Linked DNA regions of Homo sapiens: region 2 is linked to region 1. The links are chromatin contacts, found by Hi-C or POLR2A ChIA-PET in ENCODE. All regions are on one chromosome and are shown on one strand. The core of a region is the stretch at or near the end of the contact, and the rest is flanking DNA. Distances in the headings are between cores, read along the strand shown. Region 1 overlaps RALY (RALY heterogeneous nuclear ribonucleoprotein). Region 2 overlaps RALY (RALY heterogeneous nuclear ribonucleoprotein).

Region 1 (7,660 bases), core at 1,996-4,495:
GTTATTACAGGCTTCATAATTTTAAAAGACTACTTAAGAGTCCATCCACATTATGCCATAGTTTGTTAAGTCAGTACCCTAATGGCAAGTGCTTGCTCATTCTTGATAATGCTGAGCATGGTCTTTGAACAGTCCACATTGGCAGTCCCCAAATGCCACTGATTATTATCCTGTATTCTCAGCTGTAAAGTGGGAAAATGTCCACTTTAAAGAGGTAATGGTAAGATAGTATGTTTAACCCAGGCCTGCCTGGCACATAGAACTATTTTCCTTTTATTGGGCTGGAATTTCAGGATCAGAATTTCCTGAGCTCAGGAATTCAAGACCAGCCTGGGCAACATGGTGAAACCCCATCTGTACCAAAAATACAAAAAAATTAGGCAGGTATGGTGGCACATGCCTGTTGTCTCAGCTACTCAGGAGGCTGGGGTGGGAGGACTGCTTGAGCCTGGGAGACAGAGGTTGCAGTGAGCCGAGAGATTGTGCCACTGCATTCCAACCTGGGTGAGACCCTGATCTCAAAATACATTTTATGTGTGTGTGTGTGTGTGTGTGTGTATGTAATAATATAATAGATGGTAAGATCTGTGATGGAAGTAGCACGTGAGAGGGCAGTTCTAATTCAGGCCAAGAAAGTGTCTTTGAGCAGGCAACTTCTGAGCTGTTATAAAGGATAACAAGGGTTAGCCAGTGGGGGAAGACAGCATTTGAGGTAGAGATAACAGCATGTGTAAAGGCACAAGCCAGACAGCACAGGTCTTTCCACAATTTATTCCACGTGGCTTGAGACATGGAGGAGGCAGATTACGGGAGGGGAGGTGTTGAGAAGGGGTCAGTCATATCTTGGACATCTTAGGATGTCATGCTAAGGGGTGTGGATCTTACCCAATGGGATGGTGATAAAACGGATAGCCGAGTAGGAAGAGCAGCAGGGAGCCTAGTTAGAGGTTACTGCAAAAGTCCAATTAAGACACAGAAAGGACCTAAGATAACCAGGGAAAAATTAACACAGAGGGAAAAATTAATGGAGCAGTGGAGGAGGTTGACACGGGCAAGTGGGGGCTGGACAGGTCCTTGTGGACATCGAAGTACAGTTATTAGATGGGCATCTGTACCTACTCCCCTGGTGTTCTTGGGAGGAAAATGAGTTAGAGGTGAAGATTATGGAGCCATGAGTGGAGTCTGAAGCCACGGATGAAGTCATCCAGGGAGCAAGTACATAGAAAAGAGGGTAGACAGATGCAGGCATATGGGTAAGAGTCAGCAAGAGACGGAGTCTTGCTCTGTCGCCCAGGCTGGAGTGCAGTGGCGCGATCTTGGCTCACTGCAAGCTCCACCTCCCAGCTTCACACCATTCTCCTGCCTCAGCCTCCCAAGTAGCTGGGACTACAAGCGCCCGCCACCACACCCGGCTAATTTTTTTGTATTTTTAGTAGAGACGGGGTTTCGCCGTGTTAGCCAGGATGGTCTCGGTCTCCTGACCTCGTGATCTGCCCGCCTTGGCCTCCCAAAGTGTTGGGATTACAGGCGTGAGCCACCGCGCCCAGCAACAAAACCTATACTCTTAACCTAGCCCCCTGAGAAGCACAGCAAGCTACTGAACCTCTGTGGGCCTGTGTCCTGGTTATCTACTGATACAACAAATCACTCCAAAAGTTAGCATCTTCAAACAACGTTTTATTATCTCTCATGGTGCTGGGCTTTGAATGGCATCAGTGAGGCAGTTCTTACTTTGTTCTCAGACGGTGGCTGGGCTGGAGTCATCTTGAAGCCTTCCTCTCTCATGTCTGACATTTGATACTGCTGTCAGCTGAACATGTACACGTGGCCTCTCTGTGTGGCCTGGGCTGCTTCACAGCATGGTGGTTGGGTCCCAAGAGCTAGAGTCCCAAGAGATAATAAGTGGAAGCTGCTAGTGCTTCAGTCTGGGACTGGGAGACTGGCAGAGCACCACCACCATCATATGCTATTGATCGGTCACAGAGTTTAGATAAAGGCGAGGATAGGATAGAGATGCCACCTTTACTTGGGGCCATGCTTTTAAACCTCATCTACAAAATCTATAGAATAGACATAACCACACAGTGGATGCCTGTTTTTGTTAGCCAAGCCTTGCTCTCCTTTTGGGGATTCTCCCCTCTGTCCCTCTATTCTCACAGGCCCTATGGCCATGCTCTACCACTTCTTGGAACCTGCCCGAAAACCAGATTTTTTCCCCTTGAGTTGGGGTCTCGCTTTGTCACCCAGGCTGGAGTGCAGCGGCAGGATCATGGCTCACCGCAGCATTAACCTCCTAGGTGCAAATGATCTCCCACTGTAGTCCCCCAAGTAGCGGGGACTACAGGCACGTGTCACCATGCCTGGCTAACCGGATTCTCGATGGCAGCTTTTGAACCCAAGTCCCCATGTCTGAAGATCCCTGGACTTTACAATTTGTGAGCCAATAAACTTCCTCCCACTAAGCAGGACTGAATTCAGTTTCTGTAACTTGTAACCAGAAGTCCTTACTACACCTACTGAGGGTGGTTGTGGAGATTAAGTAAATGTAAAATGTGCTTTTTAACAGCAGGTGTTCAGGAAATGGTTTACTGTTATGGAGGAAGTTTATTATGAAGAATCTGGCTACTGGTGGAGGGATTTTGATTTGCCTAAAACCTCAATCAATCAATGATCTGGTTGGGATGAAAACCAAGGATGCCTGGCTCAGAATCTTTTGCTCTGCTTTGCCTTCTCTATTTCTGTGGTCTTGTCAGACAGGCCTACTGCATATAACATCCTATGGGGCAGGTTATGACCTTACGGGTCAACCTGGCCAGGGATGGCAAATACCTGACGCTCACGTGCCCACACTTGAATTCCATGCTCATAAGAGAAACTGCCAAACTATCATGTCAGTATTTCCAAACAGTCTGAAAATTGCTGCAGATCCTCAAAAGGCACTCCAGGCAGCTGCTACTAAAAGTTCTGAGTTGGCAAGTGAAATGAGTCCTGAGGTAGATTTTTTAAATATGGCCATATTTTGAAGCTCCTCCTGTTAAGAAGAATTTGGGCTTAGCCATGTGACTTACTTTGGCCAAAAGATACGTCATAGCAATATCCTCAAGAGCACTCGCATACTGGGCTTGTCTTCTCTTGCGGTTTTTGGAACTCAGCCATGATGTCTAGAATCCTGGGTCAGCCTGCTAGATGCTGGAACGTGTGGCCCAGTTGCCCAGCCAACCACCTGACAGGCGGGCGAGGCCATCTGAGACCAGCCAGTCCCCAGCTGATCTGCCAGCTCACTTCAGCCACACGAGGGCCCAGATGAGATAAGAACCACCACACTGAACACAGCCCAAACTGCCAAGCCACTCACTCAGGAGCTAATAAATGTTTATTAAGGCTACTAAATTTGGGGGTGGTTTGTTATACAACAGTCAGTAACTGAACAAAGGCCCATTTACTATCCCTGATCCAGATCAACCTCTCATTTTACAGCTGAGGAAACTGAGACCTGGTAAGGAAAAAGACTTGCCCAGGGTCATCAACCTGGCTGGCAGCAACAGGGGGAAAGTCCCAGGCCTCTTAGCTCACAATCCAGTATACCCACTGGCTGCTCTATTCTTTCAAGATGGCTGTGAGGATCACAAATGAGGCTTTCAATCTGAAAACATCTAAAGACTGATCCTTTAGGCAGAATCCGGTACCACATTTATCACCATCTCCTTCTGGAGTTTTCAGATGTTAGAAAAATGACAACTGTTGCGCAGCGGAATGGATGTTTTTGCTGCCCCGACTCAGAGGAAGGGCATGTGTATGCACTGTTAGAAGCCAACCTCCCACCCAAGGGCCTGGCTGTGTGCTTTCCCAGGGGCTGGAGCATCCAGGGGCTTTTCTGGAGTTCCAGGATGGGACTCTCGTTCTCCCTGTCCAGCATATGACCCGGTGCCAGCATGACCAGGCAAAGCCTTATGGGCCAAGGTGAGTAGAGCTGATGCCTGCTACCCTTGAAGGTATCTTCCCTGCTTTTCTCACGGTTCTCCAAGCCTGGCATACTAAGGAAGCCTATGGTCACAAGCCCATGATCAACCTGACCCTCAAGCTCTGAAACGTTGAGTTCCTCAGTAAAGCATGCTTGGGTAGGACCTGCAGCAGGCATATAGCACTAGGCTCTGGGGGCAGTGCCTAGTGCTATTGTGCCCTCAGTGTGAGGTTCATTCAGCTCTAAATCCCATTCTTTGGACTTTGCCCAAGTTCCAATCCAGGCTAGCAGCTGTCCCCCATGTTTCACAGATGGGGACACCAAGAGCTAAGGGCAGTAATGACTTGCCAGGGTATTGAAATGGGTCTGTTATAGCTGGCTCTCGCCTTCTGGGCAAGGAAAGATGTGGGTACATGGATGGGTGAAGTATGTTCCACTGAGAGCTCTTCAGGGAGATGAGGCACTCCTTGCAGACCTAGCCCCTTCCTCTGTACACCCTCTTCAGCTCTCCAAATAGAAGCCTTTTGATTTGACTAAGCTGGGCCAAGGCCCAGCCCAATTCCAAGGGGCCTGTTTCTCACCCCATGCCTGCATCTCATGGCCTCAGGGCCTCAGCCTCCACCATGGGCTCTTGACAAATCTCTACTCTCTCCCTGCTGCCCAGGGTCCATGGCAAGCAAATATATGGGGACCGTGATCCCCCTGGGGCAGCTAATACTCAGGCAATGGCCAAGCATGGATTGGGGCTTTTGGCTCAGGTATGAAGCCAGAACTCTGGCCACCTTGGGGCTGGCCTAGTCAGGCCCCAGCAGAGCTTGGGAATATCAAAGCACAGAGCTACACTGGGGCCTCAGAGTGCTCGCCTGCCCAGGATGACAGGCAGGAGGGCTGCTCAGTGAGAGAGACTTCCCGGTGGAGTTTGAGCACTGCCCAAAGCCTCCACCCTCTACCAAAACATGGAGCCAAAGCCCAGGAGGAAGCTTCCCTGGAGGCTGTAGACCGGGTTGGTTTGAAATGGGGAGTTTTCAATAAGGATTCCAGCAGATCTGCAAACTTTGATCAACACGTAAAGATGGAGGGAAAACCTAAAGCCCTTTTTGATGATGGGATTGAATTTTTCTGTGTTGGGGGAAGGCTTCCAGAGGAGAGAACAGGCAATTAAAGAGCAGTCGGAGGGTCTGGGAGACTTCTCAGAGGTGGCGACACCACAGCAGCAGCTTCGTCCTGAGCGGCTATTTCCCAGGTAGAGAAAGTAGGAGCAGGAGGAGTACGTGCCAGGCCTGGAACAAAGCCTATTTCTGGGTGCTGCCCTCCCACAGCTCCATACCAACGAGACCAGCCTAAGTGGCCACATATGAATCCCGCAGTTCACTGGACCAGGGTAGGTACTTGTAACCTATGAGTGATTAGGAAAAAAAATTACAGTGGCAGTCGATTCTCTCTTGGGAACTTGAACATGGGGAAAATGGATCCATTCATTGTGGGGAATGAAGGGGGAAGTAGGTGACATTAGCAGTACACAATGAGCATGTATAAGCAGCACACGTTTGAAGGAACCCGGCTGATTGTTAGAGAACAAATGTCTAGACGGGTGGCCCAAGACAGGGGCAGACAGGCTGCGTGTCTCCGGATGCAAACTTCCTACTGATTGCTGTCACTGGAGTACGCTCTATTCCTTGCTACCAAACCTGCCCGGAGTGTGAAGAACTTGTGTGTTTTGTGAGACTGAGATGTAGGGTTTGTGTCAGGGGCAGGAAAGGGGTGGTGACAAGAAACAGGAGAGGCTGGAGTAAGCAGGATCTTACACCCTACATTCAGGAGGTAGGGTTTTGTCCTGATGATGAAGAGTCAGTAAAGGGATTTTAGGCAGGGAAGGGATACGTTTCAGAAAGACTGCGTGGCTGCTGGGAGATGGTACAGGGCAGAGGCAGAAGACTGGGAGGCTGGTGGGAGGACAACGTCCAAATGAAAAAATTATAGTGTCCTAAGCCAGAAGAGAGAAGGTAGAGACTGGCAGACTCTAGAATCCTTTTAAGAGCTGGGAAAGACCAGACTTAGAAGCTGGGGAAAGAGATAAGGTCTTGACCTACTATGGGGTAAACCAAGTGGGTCACAACTGCTTGACACTTCAGCCAGCAAGATGCTCATGGGCCAGCATATCCAACCCTCCCCAGTGGCCCCACTGGCCATTTTAATCACCACTGAGGACACTAAGGTCCAGATGGATCAGTATTAGGCACCCTAGACCAGCTTTTTGGTTGGCAGAGGGGCCGGGATATCTTCATGAGAAAACACAAACCATCCCATCTCAGAACAGGTTGGGATCCAATCTCTTTATTGTCAGGGTCCCCTCCCTGTGGCCCCCCGCCAAACCTATAGAAAAAACCCAAGCCTGGGAGTGTCCTGGGGAGGGGAGGTAGTATGGGGAAACCCCTGTGCTCTACCCTCTGGCCTGGGCAGTGCAGACAGGGAGGGCTCATGGGGAAGGAGTAGGCCAGTAACTCCACCTGCAGAGGACATGGCACTGGCTGGGATGCGTTGGGGGAGGAGGCGCCTGCTGCCAGCTTTCCTCTGGTACCCGCTGGGGGGTGGCATCCAGGGTTGGGTGCCCGGCTTGAGGCCTGGGGCAGCGATGCCCTTCACCTGCTGGTGGCCATTGCTCCTGTCAGGCTGAGAAAGAGAGAGAGAGAAAGAAGAGACTAAGGCTGAGAGGAAGAGACCCTGTTGCTGATAAAAGGGGTAGGGAAGAAAGGGTGGAATGATGTCTGGAGACAGAGAGATTCTTGCACTCTGGCTGTGGCCTCATAATTTCCTGGCCATGTAACCTTGGGCAAGTCTCACCCGCTCTCTGAACCTCCATTTCCTCACCTGAGCCCATATAACTCACCTGTGAACTATTTTAACAAGCTTTGGAAAGCACCAGGCACAAAGGGGTGTAGCAGGATGGCTGGATATGGAGGTTTGTTTGCATCCCAGGCAAAACAAACCAAGAAGTTCCAAAAGAAGACTGCATATGTACAATTTTCTAAAGCTCTTCTGGAAGCCTTTGCTGGTGGGATATCTTACTACAGCATAAATGTGTCATCTATCCAGACACCTCCCTGGAAACACTAGTGTTTGAGACCTTCCTCCACCCAAGCCACCCCAAGGGAATGGGTCAGAGAGTAGTAGGCACAGCCAGGTGTGGCCTGGCTTTCCTTTAAGGTAGGGCAGAGTAGATGGTAAACAGTGGCCAGAGAGTGGGCTTTGAAGCCACACACCACTGGGCTGAAATCCAGGCTCCACCAACTACTACCTTATCTCCCTGCACCCTTTAGTGTCTGTTTCCACATCTATTATATTGGTACAATCATCAGCTTGTGGGATTGAAGATGAACTCAGAGAAAGCAGGTGCAGCTCCTGTCACACAGGGCATTTCCTCCCCATGAAAGAATCAAATCCCAGCCCCTAAGCCTGACACATACGGCCCTTCACAATCATCACCCTCTGACAATAAGCAGAGTCCTCTACCAACTAGGGGGGCACTGCAGCCACAGGAGGCTCTTGGCCTCACCACATACCAAGGACTGTCACAGCTCTGTATGGCTAAGGCCATTCCCCTGGTGTGGAACATTGCTCCCTCAATCACTAGCAGGCTCAGCTACACATCATCTCTTCCATGACCTGGCCTCGCTCTATTGTTATCCTGCTCACACTAGG
Region 2 (7,660 bases), core at 1,646-4,145, 58 kb after region 1:
GGTTCTTCTTGTAAGCTGAATAACAGAGTACATACATGAACCTTCTATCTAATTAGTCAAAAAATATTTCCTGATACTAGCTGTACTGGTTGGCTTTGCTGTGTAAACAGCTCTGAATAAGGGGTTATGGAGGATGCACAGATGATTGAGAACAGTCCTTATCCTTAGGCACTTGGCATTCAGGATGGGACTATGATGTCCCACAAAAAATTACTAATAATAGGCAGGATCTAACAGTTCAAAGAATGTTATGTATTGTGGAAGTGAAGAAACAAATCAGTCTGACCTGGGTTTGTCTCAGAAGCTTCACAGAAGAAGCAAAGATTTAAGCCAGGCCTTGATGCAAGGTGACAGAAAGACATGGGCTGCTACTATGCCTCAGGCACACGGCTGGGTGTTAAACTGTTAATCCTTATGATACCCTGTGAAGTAGGTGATGACATGTCCATTTTACAACCAAGGTAACTGAAGACAGGTGAGGCTAAGTGTGCCATTCAAGGTCAAACAGCTAGTAAGCAACAAAGCTAGCATTTGAACCCAGGTCTGCTTTACTTTACTCCAGAGCCTGTGTACTCTCATGATCTGCCTTACTTATTACACAGCAACATGAAAGAAGACCAGAAAAACTAAAGTTCTTTCTAACCTCAAAATTCAATCATTGAACGGGGGATGTGGAGGGAGTGGGGGTTGTGTGCTCACTGCTGCTATGTCTTCTCCGTAAGATTGTGACCTTATGGCAGGATTAGGGTCTTATGAACTGTCATATGGGTCTTGGGTCATGTAGGATTAGGGTCTTACGAACTACCTGCCAGGCTCTGTGTCAGCCTAAGTATCTGTGAGTAAATAAAGGAATAAACAAAACCTGCCCGGCAACTCTTATTCTGAGGACTAGAAGTCCAAAATCTCAAGCTCCATATTCAGAGTCTCAGCCCCAGTATGAATATCAACCGAATATCTACTAATCTGTTGGCTTAAGGTGTCCTTTTCCCATTCTTGTTTTCACAAGTCAAGGGAGATGTAAGGAGTGCAAAGGCAGGGAGCAGAGAAAAGAGGATGGGAAAGGGGTGAAGGGAGAACAGGTAAGGAAGGAGACACCTGAGCAGGTTTAAAATGTCTCAGGTTTAGAGGCCAAGGCGGGCGGATCACGAGATCAGGAGATAGAGACCATCCTGGCTAACACGGTGAAACCCCGTCTCTACTAAAAATACAAAAAAAAAAAAATTAGCTGGGCATGGCTGGCGGGCGCCTGTAGTCCCAGCTACTCAGGAGGCTGAGGCAGGAGAATGGCGTGAACCCGGGAGGCGGAGCTTGCAGTGAGCCGAGAACACGCCACTGCACTCCAGCATGGGCGACAGAGCGAGACTCCGCCTCAATAAATAAATAAATAAATAAATAAATAAATAAATAAATAAATAAAATGTCTGAGGTCTAGACTTTGGAAAAGATCTTTTTCCTTCCGATACCAGAACCAAGGACTTTTATTTAAAAGAGAAGCAGCAGGAATTCCTCTTTGTAAATGTTAAATGAAGGGAGTTTGCTTGTCCAAACTCCAAACTAAATGTGTCAATAGGAGGTAAAGTGAAACACTTATCGACAAGTTGCTCAGGGCTCCAACCCTCAGCCCTCACTATTGCCCTGCCCCAGCCCAACCTCTGCCAGGTTTAAGCTGAAGCCTGCAGAGGTCAGAAGACAAGCAGGTTCTTCCTCTTGTCACAGCTTCCTCCTCTACCAGCATTACTCCAGGCTAACAAGCCTTGGGAGTATATCGTTCCTTGTGGCTAAGGGGTTACTGACATCCTCTGGACCTTTCTCCAGTAGCTCCCCATCATGAAAGCTTTGTTGAAAAACCTTCCTTATCCCCACCCCCCACAAAAAAAAAAAAAAAAAAAAAACAACCAGGAATCTACTGCTGGAAGCTAGGGAAAGGAGCCAGGAAGTGAATGAAGAGTGAAAATTATGGGAAGCCTGGGTGTGGACATCAAAGGGTGGGGAATCAAGCAAACGGTCTGGGACAAGAGAAAGGGAGCATTCCCTGGGGACCGAAGACGATTTTAACAGAGGAAATAATCTCCTACATTTGTAAAACAATTTTTTTTTTTTTTTTTAAAATAGCATGTCCCTACAGAACTCTTGTTGTTTAGAATAAGCAAGCTCCAGGGCCTGCAGGAAGACTGACCGAAAGGTGTTGGGCCAGGTGAGGTGGCTCACGCCTGTTATCCCAGCACTTTGGGAAGCTGAGGTGGGCGGATCACCTGAGGTCAGGAGTTCGACACCAGCCTAGCTAACACGGCTAAACTCCGTCTCTACTAAAAATACAAAAATTAGCTGGGTGTGGTGTGGTGGTGCATGCCTGTAGTCCCAGCTACTCCAGAGGCTGAGGCAGAAAAACTTGAACCCGGGCAGCGGAGGATGCAGTGAGCTGTGTTTGCACTACTGCACTCCAGCCTGGGCAACAGACTGAGATTGTCTTAAAAAAAAAAAAGAGAGAGAGAGAGAGACGTGTTGCTGAAGGGTTATCTTCCTCAGGAGAGAGGAAGAGAAAGGGAAGCTGCGTTCTCTAGGCCTCTGGGGTGGCAACCAAGGCACCAGTGAGCAGCCACGGGAGATAATCTCAGCCTAATGGCTCCAGGCTCCCTCAGGCAGGGCTCCCCTGAAGGCAGCCTCCAACGCATTTCTGCTAGAGTCAGCACTTCAGGGCTCACAACCGACCACACACAGGGAGTAAAAGACTGGCACAGGGCAAAGGCACAGGGCAAATAGCCCTTGTCCCACAAGCCAACTTGCCAATCTATTTGACAGTTGGGTTCCAGCTCCCCCTAACCCCTCAGCCTCAAAACTGCCTCAACCCTTCTGTAAGGCTTGCTTATCCCAGCCTTTACTAAACCCCATGGTCTTGCAGTTCTCCCAGACTCCTCCCCTCACAAGGATACCTGACCTTGACTCTTGTGACTGGCTCTACTGTATGGTTGCCTATGCCCAGGCATAATAAAACTACTGGCTGTGTTGCTGTGGGGGTAAAAAAAATGACCTCACAACATAATAAAAAATGCAGCCAGGACACAAAATGGGTCAGTAAAACCCTCCCATACTCCCAAACAAAGACAGGTGTCAGGATGCCCAGTGTATCAAAAAGTAGGCCCTAGAGGACAGCTGGTTTCTTAATGACAGGTGACATTAGGGGTCTTGAGCCCAACCCATGTTCACGTATGAGAACATAATGCATGCCATAAATAGATGAAACTCAATCTAGGCAGTCTCCAAGCTGCCTGGAGGAACGTCCACAGAATACAACAGATGTGCAAGACAATCATTCTTGCCTCTGCATTTTCTGGGCAGCTAACAGCATTTCTCCTTTCTCAGCTGAAGCTATCTCTAGTTTTCCCCTCCTCCTTCCCTAGAAGATCCAACCCTGCAGGAATTATCAAGGGAGGCACGAGTAATTACTGTTTTCTTTTCTCCATGCTAATGAGACAGTTGGATGGTTCCCCTTCCCCCTCTTGAGCTGGAAGTGAGAATCTAAAGCTTTATAATCAGTAACCAACACACCAAAGCTCCGACCAGACACTGCTCTGTGCAACTGAGACTGTGTAGAAAATGGCTTTCATGCCCCTGATGAGACCAGAGTTGGAAGGGCTCAACCATTTTATAAAAAGGGAGGTAAGACCAGAGCAGGGAGGGGAATCTGTCCAAAGTCACAGAGGGAAGTCAGTGGCAGGGCCAGAACCAGTCTCCTTATTCCCAATCAGGCCACCTCTCACCTCACTCAGACCATGTTGGCCAGGCTGGTCTCGAACTCCTGATAATCTCAGGTGATCCGCCCGCCTTGGACTCCCAAAGTGCTGGGATTACAGGCGTGAGCCACCACACCCAGCCTGTCATTGGTTTTTGAATACCTATTCAAAAACTGATATGTAAGCTTGAAATTTGCAGTTCCAGCCTCCACACTGAGGTCCCCTCCAAAGTTATTCTATACTGTATTAAGTCTGAGTGAGGTGAGAGGTGGCCTGATTGGGAATAAGGAGACTGGTTCTGGCCCTATTATACCATAGACTGACTGTGGGGCTCTTGTGATACTCCAGCATATGATCAGTGCTGACCATAAGGCTTCACTTTCTAGAGTGCACAAAATTAGGTGCTTTATTCTATAAATGGGGTTAGCTCCACATGAGAGCCCCTGCCTTAGTCACCCGCTTAAGACTTCAGACCCCCACCCCCTCGAACTAAAGCCCAACTCAAAATCCAAGGACAGGCCTCCCCACCAATGGCCATTGTCCAGAGACTGCTTGCCAGCCTGGATGTCCACTTGGGTTTGCTGCTCTCTCCACCCCTCTGTAAGGAAGGCAGCATATAGTAGAAACAATTAGCAGATAGACCTAGGTTTAAGCCATGGCTCTCCCACCAAAACTGGGTATCCTTGGTGCTTTGACCACCGTTCACTTGCCTGTCTCTTCTACCACTCTTCCCTACTTGGGAGCAAGAAATATTCAGTTGTTTTCCTGTATCCACAATGAGTCAGTCACTGTCTACCAAATGATACTCTCTAAAACTTAAGTCCTCACATTTGTAAAATGGTGATTAAATCACCTACCTCAGAATAGTGAAGATAAATGAGGGGAAAAAATTACGTAAACTGCCTAGACTAGTGCCTGGCCCTTCTTCCTCTACTGTATCTTGGATTCCCAGGGCCAAAAGTTTGTCTGTACTGAACTACACAGCCCATCCTGGAGACATCATGCCTTGCTGACGGGGTCTGTTCCACTCTAGCAGTCAGACTGACTGCCAGTTCCTGGAACTCTACCAATAAAAACAGATACGACTACTCTCCTCACAGGTGAAGGTAGTGAATTTCAAGCAAATGATCTTTGAGCATATACTAATATTCTAGATTGAAAAGAGAGGGGAACTTTGGGGGAAAAAATGCTATGCTATGAAGCTGGAGGCTTAGAGAAGAAATCCCAAGTCCCAAAAAGTGGCTGAAGATAATCTGCACTGGAGCCTACAGAAGGGCCAGAGACATGAAATGAATTGCCTTTGGTCACATAGGAAGCTGAAGGCAGAAATGAGCTTAAAACTCACCACTGTGGTCTCCCTAGATGGTACTTTTTCCGTCCTTCAGGGCAGATGCACAGTGCTGAAGGAAAAAGGAAGTGAGGCATAGGAGGCTCAGTAGAGTGGCAGGGAGAGGCACATAGGGACATCAAGTGGCACTTACAAAGTTTCTGTTTGGTAAAGGTGACTGAGGGATAAAGCCAGCCTTTAGTTTCGTAGGGGCCTTATGTGCTCTGGCAGTTGAGGGGCAGAAACAAGTTCAAACTGGCCAGAACAAGTGTCAACAGTTATGGAGGGGAAAGGTATAGGGTGTCTCAAAGTATCATAAGCCCCTCCACCCACAACATCAGCTGCTTTGAGTGATCAAAACCTTCTGCCTACCCATCCCCAACTTCTCAACTCATACTATGATCCAGATTTTCTACGGTATCTGTCTTTTCCACTAGAGGGCCCTCAAACTTAAAAACTAGGGGTGAGGTATAAGGTATAGAGAAGAGAATAAGAGCTTTGTCCAGGCTGTGCATGGTGGCTCCCATCTATAAACCCAGCAGTTTGGCAGGCCGAGACAGGAGACCACCTGAGCCCAGGAGTTCGAGACCAGCATGGGCAGCCAAGTGAGACATTGTCTTTATTAAAAAAAAAAAAAAAGAAAGAAAGAAAGAAAGAAAAAAGGAAAGAAAGAGAAGGCTGAGTGTGGTGGCTCATGCCTGTAATCCCAGCACTTTGGGAGGCCAAGGTGGAAGGATCACTTTGGGAGGCCAGGAGTTGAGGACCAGCCTGGGCAACAGAGCAAGACCCGTCTCTATTTAAAAAAAAATTTTTTTTTAATAATAAAAAAACTTAAAAGAACAAATTAAAAAAAATTTTTTTAATAATAAAAAAATTTAAAAGAACAAATTTTTTAAAAAGAGTTCCGTCTCCTGAGGAAGATCTGACTGATGAGTCTTTTCTTTATTCTACTCACCATATTCTACTTATTATATTCACCCGAACTTCTGAGTTAAGTGACTGGCCCAAGGTCACGCAGCTAATAAAGGCAAATCAGGACTTGCCTGTGTATCAAGTATCCTTTTATGGCCATGACTGCTATGGTTTGAATGTGTCTCCTAAAGCTCATGTGTTGGAAACTTAATCCCCAAAGCAACAATGTTGAGACAGGGGACTCTGAGAGGCAACATTAGTGCATGAGGGCTCTGCCTTCATGAATGGATTAATGTCATTACTGCAGGAAAGTGTCTGCTATCTTGAGAGTGGGTTTATTATAAAAGTGAGTTCAGCCCTCCCACTCTCTCTCACCATGTGATGCCTTCTGCCAGGTTTTTATGCAGCAACGTGGCCCTCACCAGATGCGGGCGGCCCCTTGATCTTGGACTTCCCAGCCTCCAGAAGCATGAGCCAAACAAACTTCTATTGTTTGTAAATGACTCAGTCTATGGTATTCTGTTACAGCAGCACAAAATGGACTAAGACGGTGACTTTCAGCCTGGCACAGTGGCTCATGCCTGTAAATCCCAGCACTTTGGGAGGTCCAGGCAGGTAGATCACTTGAGGTCAGGAGTTCAAGACCAGCCTGGCCAACATGGCAAAACCCCATCTCTACTAACAATACAAAAATTAGCCAGGCGTGGTGGTGCACGCCTGTAATCCCAGCTACTTGGGAAGCTGAGGCACAAGAATCGCTTGAACCCCGGAGGCGGAGGTTGCAGTGAGCCAAGATTGCACCACTGCACTCCAGCCTGGGTGACTGAGTGAGACTCTGTCTCAAAAAAAATAAACTAATTAAAAAAAAAAAAGAAAAAGACAATGACTTTCAGCAAATTTGATTTTTATAGTTTTGAGCGGTAGGTAGGACAGGTGTTCTCTACTAAATCATGTCCCTTCTTCAAACACCTGCAATCCATTTCAGGCCTAGTTCTGACATTTATCTTCTCTTACAGAACTTGCATAACTACCTTCTTTCTTACAGGTCAGCAAACTTTTTCTGTATAGGATCAGATAGTAATTAGGCTTTGTGGGCTACCATAGTCTGCGTGGTATTCAACTCTGCCACTGTAGTGCAAAAGCAATCATGGATGAACAAATGAGTGTGGCTGTGTTCCAGTAAAACTTTACAAAAGAGGCAATGGGCTAGATTTGCCCCACCAGTTTGCTGACATGTTCTAACTAATCTGTCTCCAATCACCTGTTGACTAATCCATTATTCCTACCACAGTCCTGTAACCTCAGTGGATCCCCTTTGCCTACAGGATGGTTTAAACTCTACCCTTATTCATCCTCTACCACATCCTTTTCCTGCACACTGCACTCCAATCACACTGAGTTGTAATTTGGCAGCTTCTACCATTCCTCATGCTGTTCCCTAACATCCTCAATGACTTTCTCCATCCCTTTGCCAATATTATCTACTCAGAGACAAGTCCAAATGCCAACACCTGGGAGAAGTCTTTGCCAATGATTCCTCCCCTCACCCCCATGGGAGTTAATCCTTCCTCATGTTCCCTGACTAGCCTCCTTCCCAGGTAATCTGTCCAGCACATCCTCCACTTACATGTGTTACGGTGAACCTTCACATGCCTATCTAATTTACTGGGAGTTCTTGAAAAACAGGAAC

Evidence for each region. Hi-C counts contacts between places; a loop is a spot of excess contacts on that map. ChIA-PET counts read pairs that join two places held with the same protein, here RNA polymerase II (POLR2A). Pooled maps may share reads with other maps.
Region 2: POLR2A ChIA-PET joins it to region 1 with 25 read pairs in PC-9. The contact joins two enhancer-like sites. A Hi-C loop is called at or near these places in 1 of 168 maps with a recorded cell type or tissue (CD8-positive, alpha-beta T cell), 1 of 37 single-sample maps with no recorded cell type and 1 of 50 pooled maps. POLR2A ChIA-PET finds 5 or more read pairs at or near these places in 8 of 52 experiments (A549, H1, PC-9 and 4 more).

Annotation. Positions count from the first base shown.
Region 1 is chr20:34,078,881-34,086,540 of GRCh38, reverse strand. It overlaps RALY (RALY heterogeneous nuclear ribonucleoprotein), which reads right to left. Exons shown (of 10, transcript NM_016732.3): 10 at 1,657-6,631. Among named protein-coding and RNA genes, the nearest start is that of EIF2S2, 30 kb to the left of the region's middle. Within about 2 kb of position 3,245, at least 20 of the 41 ENCODE cell types and tissues checked have a DNase peak (open chromatin) inside an H3K27ac peak, as active enhancers do.
Region 2 is chr20:34,020,132-34,027,791 of GRCh38, reverse strand. The region is part of intron 1 of RALY (RALY heterogeneous nuclear ribonucleoprotein); the gene reads right to left. Among named protein-coding and RNA genes, the nearest start is that of MIR4755, 25 kb to the left of the region's middle. RefSeq lists a silencer at 2,435-2,729. Within about 2 kb of position 2,895, at least 5 of the 41 ENCODE cell types and tissues checked have a DNase peak (open chromatin) inside an H3K27ac peak, as active enhancers do.